Regions from separate parts of the Homo sapiens genome. Here region 2 is linked to region 1. The links are chromatin contacts, found by Hi-C or POLR2A ChIA-PET in ENCODE. All regions are on one chromosome and are shown on one strand. The core of a region is the stretch at or near the end of the contact, and the rest is flanking DNA. Distances in the headings are between cores, read along the strand shown. Region 1 holds the start of SLC9A2 (solute carrier family 9 member A2). Region 2 overlaps SLC9A2 (solute carrier family 9 member A2).

What was found. A loop is a pair of places that touch in the nucleus more often than their neighbours do. ChIA-PET counts read pairs that join two places held with the same protein, here RNA polymerase II (POLR2A). Pooled maps may share reads with other maps.
Region 2: a map of PC-9 shows a loop between it and region 1 (9-fold over the local background). The contact joins the enhancer-like site here to the promoter of SLC9A2 in region 1. A Hi-C loop is called at or near these places in 5 of 168 maps with a recorded cell type or tissue (Caco-2, K562, PC-9 and 2 more), 3 of 37 single-sample maps with no recorded cell type and 5 of 50 pooled maps. POLR2A ChIA-PET finds 5 or more read pairs at or near these places in 2 of 52 experiments (OCI-LY7 and PC-9).

The regions. Positions count from the first base shown.
Region 1 is chr2:102,618,261-102,620,830 of GRCh38, forward strand. SLC9A2 (solute carrier family 9 member A2) reads left to right here and starts at 1,293. Exons shown (of 12, transcript NM_003048.6): 1 at 1,293-1,877. The coding sequence starts at 1,589. RefSeq lists a silencer at 901-1,010.
Region 2 is chr2:102,658,913-102,661,482 of GRCh38, forward strand. The region is part of intron 2 of SLC9A2 (solute carrier family 9 member A2); the gene reads left to right. Among named protein-coding and RNA genes, the nearest start is that of SLC9A2, 41 kb to the left of the region's middle. Within about 2 kb of position 1,273, at least 3 of the 41 ENCODE cell types and tissues checked have a DNase peak (open chromatin) inside an H3K27ac peak, as active enhancers do.

The sequences.
Region 1 (2,570 bases), core at 43-2,542:
ACCCAAAGAGGACTGTTCCTTATTTTCTTCTATGCAGGTGGAGGATTTTTTTTTCTTGTACCCTCTGCTGACATCTCACTGATTTTCTATGTTAGAACTTTGAAAGAAAAAAAAAAAAAAAACGGCTTTGAAGGTCGAACTGCCTGGTGTTTGTTTAATAGTAGAAGCCACGTGTTTTGACACATCAAAGATTAAGAAAAGAGAAGGATTTTATTTCATAAATATCAAAGGGAAAACTTTCAGTTAATTGAATGGCAACTAGTCCCCTTTGTGCTCATTTCGGTTTCTGGCGATAAAGATGCTCAAACAGTGAGATCGCAACCAGTGAAGGAGGCGCTCTGAAGGACAGGAAAGGTTGGCTCTGCATGAGAAAGCCCTTTTAGATCCAGAAGAAGAATCACGCTTCCTTTCTTTTCCTGACCACAGCCTGTCCTGTAATTAGCGGAGCAAGTCAATCTGAGCGAGGCAAATCACTGGTTTTCCATGAAATAATTATATTTCTTATGCTCTTGGACATGTACACCTCTAAGCCTAAAAGCGGAGAAAGATGTTTTGGTTTTTTTTACGTGAGCTGGGGGAGGGAGAAGAAAAGTGGCAGCGACAGTGTAGCAAATGGGTGAAAGCAGCACAATGTGGCAAGAGGAGAGAACAGGATTCCGATTCCGTGGGGGCGTGGGAACACTGAGTTCCGCGCAGGGAGTTTCCCTGTTCAGAGCACCTTGTGCGCGAGTTGATAACTCTCGGAAAGGAAACAAAATTTGGCTTTCCTAAACTTTCTGTACGTCCAGAGAATCCCATGCCTTGTCTTGGCCTCCGCAGCGCCAGGCTGGGGTGACAGCACTCCTCCTCCACCGGCCCGGGCTTCTCCTCCGGACCGCGAGCCTGTGGCGCCTCCCCGCGCGCCCAGCGCACCGGGGTGTCCCCTTGGAGGAGCCTGCGGGGGCGGGGGAGGAGGGAAGGGCGCGACTCGTGGGTCGCGCTGGTTCCTTCACTGGATGGACGTCCGACGCTGCCTCCGGGGCGGAGACAGCTCCGGCCACCATGCGCCCGTTGCGGCGATTCCACCCACAGTTCGCTGGCTCTGGGGGTGGCGGGTCTTGGCGCGCGGTGCCTGCGCGAAGGGAGGGCAGCCATCGCCCCCGCGGTCACTGGGGCCCCGCGTTCCCCGCGGGCTCGGGCAGGTGCGCGGTGTGCCGGCCAGGTCCCCTTGTCCTCCTGCCCTGCGGCTTGGGCGCCGCGCCCGCCCCGCCCCCGCCCGCGGGCCGCCCTGGGCAGGGCCTGCCGCTGCGGCTGGAGAGCAGCGCACCGGCATGGGCAGGCGGCCGGCGGCGGAGGGCGGCTGAGGGCTGCTGAGGGTACGCGCAGCGGCCTCTCGTCGCCCTGCACGTGCCTCGCCAGGCAGTGCGCCTGCTCGCAGCGAGGACCTAGCCCTCTGGTTGCAGAGACCCGGTGCCGCAGCAGCGGCGGGTGGCTGTCGCTGCCCTGCCCTGCACGGGGCAGGGCGGAGCGGGCTGAGCAGCCCGGGCGCGATGCGTTGAGCGCTCGGAGGGCCAACCGCCGGTCCCCTTGGCGGCAACCGGCGGCACCCATGGAACCACTGGGCAACTGGAGGAGCCTGCGGGCGCCACTGCCTCCGATGCTGTTGCTGCTGCTCCTGCAGGTGGCGGGGCCCGTGGGCGCCCTGGCGGAGACCTTGCTGAACGCGCCGAGGGCCATGGGCACCAGTTCCAGCCCGCCTAGCCCTGCGAGCGTGGTGGCTCCCGGAACGACGCTGTTCGAGGAGAGCCGGCTGCCTGTGTTTACGCTGGATTACCCCCACGTGCAGATCCCCTTCGAGATCACCCTTTGGATCCTGCTGGCCTCCCTGGCCAAGATTGGTGAGCGAACTGGACTTGTGGGGAATGGGAGGGGGCGATCTCGGGGGGACACCTGGAGGGTGACCGGGTCAGCCAGCTGACCTCTAGATAGTGACCGCCTCATCTTGAATCAGGGCAGGGACGACAGATGGAGCAGCTTCTTCTGGTTGAAAAGGACCCTTGGAAGAGCAGTTTCGCGTTTTGGTTCTTAAGGGAACATTGGCCTTGAAATGGCCCCAAGTGTAAGTTCTACAAACTCAGCGATTGCTGCTTACTTCTGCCGCACGGAACGCCAAGTTTGTCAGCTCTCTGCTTAAGTTGAGTGAGATCTGTTTATTGAAGTGTACCAGTCTCACCTGCAGGGAGAGAGGTGCCGACGAACCCCGGAGCTATGCATAATGTGGTTAAAACCCTGGATGCTACAGGAGAGAGGCGCCTTGGCAGTGACACAGACCCTGCTGTGCGCCTGACTAATGAGGTGCATGGAAGGGGACCAGGGACACCTGAGTGCTTGCAGCTGCAATAGGAACGCCCTTTCTCCTCCCTCTATTGGGTTGAGGCTGTCACTCTCCAGGAAGCTTTTGCTTCGGGGTGGCTGAGGCCAGTGAGGTGAGATGCATATTTAAAAATAATTAACTCTGGGCCCAGGACAATGGCCCAGCCTGTAATCCCAGCACACTGGGAGGCCCAGACGTGAGGATCCCTTGAGGCCAG
Region 2 (2,570 bases), core at 23-2,522, 41 kb after region 1:
CGGTAGTAGTAAAGGTGACAGTAATGATAGCCACTAACTTGTGAATGCTCACTTTGTGCTCAGGTCTCTATAACAAATTATGAAACAGGCATTCCTCCCATTATTCAGATAAGAAAAGCGAGGCAGAAAAAGACTGTGTTTAAAGGACTTAATTTTTAATTCCCTCTCCATTTGCTCTTATCATTAAAATGCCATTCCTGACTCATTTAAAAGTCTACATAGTAGGCCGGGTGCAGAGGCTCATGCCTATAATTCTGGGAGGCTCATGCCTTTGGGAGGCTGAGGCAGGTGGATCACTTGAAGGTCAGGAGCTCGAGACAAGCCTGACCGACATGGTGAAACCCTGTCTCTACTAAAAATACAAAAAAAAAAAAAAAAATTAGCTGGGCATGGTGGTGAGCGCCTGTTATCCCAGCTACTTGGGAGGCTGAAGTGAGAGGATCGCTTGGGCCAGTGAGGCGGAGGTTGCAATGAGCCAAGATCATACCACTGCATTCCAGCCTGAGCAACAGAGTGAGACTCCATCTCAATAATAATAATAATAATAAAATAAAAGTCTACATAGAAACCGATTTATTCTCTGTTAGCTTGTATTCTACTGCAAAAGCAAATCCTCAGAATGAATAAAATGTCATCTCTAAGGACATCCATTAACTTCATGTGAACATTATTGTATAGAAGATAATTTATTGATCACAATTTGTAGTATAGATATTTTAAGACAGCTAAGTTACCTCACTTAAGTAACAAAATCCGCTTCATATATTCCATTATTCATGAACTGAGTAGTCATTAACTTAGCAATATTAAATTTTAACTGGGAAACTGCCATAATAGTAGAGACATTTTATAACTCATTCTAATTTCCAGAGGCAGAAGGCATGAAGTTTTCCATTCTGACTTATGCTCGATACGTAAATTTTACCCTGTCGAGGGAGACTGAGGACCTTTGAATGGGAATTCCTGGAGTAAGTCTATTTAGTGCAAAGGGAACTTTACAAAGAAATAAAAGCTCCTGTTGCAGTCCTTCTAGGGCAGCTCAGTAGAGTCAAATTCATTTCAGAATGACACACCAGGCCTCCACACTGCTTTCCCACCTCTGATCAAATTTTTATTCAGACATCTCCGTGGTCCATTCTTTGAGTTTGTCCCAAATCAGATCTCAGGATAGGGTCTGGCTAAGTCACTGTTTAGAGTATGCAAAGGTAGCAGGCCATCCAGACACACACCCTGTGCTTCCTCTCAGGAGGCACAGAGGCACAACTGTGGTTTTATGGAAAGAAAGGGAGGGCTGACCCAGGGAAGGCAGGCGGCCAAAGTGAGAGCTTGTCACTCTACTCAGAAGAAGGGCACAGACAGAGCAAGGCCCTGGCTGGTGCTTTGAGGTGGAAGCTCTTATCAAGGAATGGCCAGAGCCTGTCAGTCAGAACCACTGTCGTGGTTTCATATCTAAGAGCCTCCCTTGGTAACTTACTTGCCCTGGCTGAGAGTCCATGGACTCTCAAAGCCAGACCCACAAGATATCAGGGCATGCCCACAGGTTTGCCAAAGAATAAACTACTAGACGTTTCTCTCGCTGAATTGTCTGAGTACTGTACTGAATTGAGCGTGTGTTAAGAATAATTAGAACAATGGTGTCAAAAATTCTAATTTTATCTCCTAGTCAGGTACCTTCAAAGAATAGAGGTGGAGATGTTTTGTGGAAGATTCTTTGATTCATTCATTCAGGCTTATCTGTAGGAGAGGTTAAAGGAACTCATGGACTTTGGAAAGGTATTAAAAATATGGGCCATGATGCATACAGCAAAAACTGTGAGTCACTAGGAGTTGCAAATAGAAGAATAGGGGTTAGTTTAAGGAACTCACGGACTTTGGAAAGGTATTAAAAATACGGACCATGATGCATACGGCAAAAACGATGAGTCACTAGGAGTTGCAGATAGAAGAATAGAGGTTAATCGGAGAAAATTCATTGTCACAGTATATAATCTCGAGGATGGGTAACATGGTAGGTTAGTGCCATTAACTCCTTTCCCAAATTATGATAAATTCAACATTGAGCTAGAAAAGCTGAAGCGAAGAAAACTTAGCATGAAAATGTCTCAAAGCAAAAGAAATGCAGATCAAACACTTCATGCTATTGTACAGGGCTGTAGTAGATTAGAAGTAACTAGAGACATGACAATTGAAAAAAATAAACGTGTGATTTTTAAATAGGATTGTGGTGTTTTCCGTTAGAATAAATGTTGCATGAAAACTTTCCAAAATTTCCCTATTAGGCAAAGATTTTTCAGATGATTTCTAGAACATGTTAATGCAGCCACTGAATATTCTAATAAATTTTCCGAGAAGACTTAAAGAGTTTCCTCCATCTGCTCATAACCGGGCTTGGTTAAGGAGAGCTGGCTCTGTAGAGAGAAGCCAGTAATGGACCCCAGAGGCCCAGTCACTGTGTGCTGTGGAGTGGAAAGTAACTTTAGGAAGATGGAGGGTAAGCAGTGACCACTTGGATCTTAATTTTGATTTTGCAAACAGCAGAATAGTTCTAAAATTTCATATGCAAAATGATT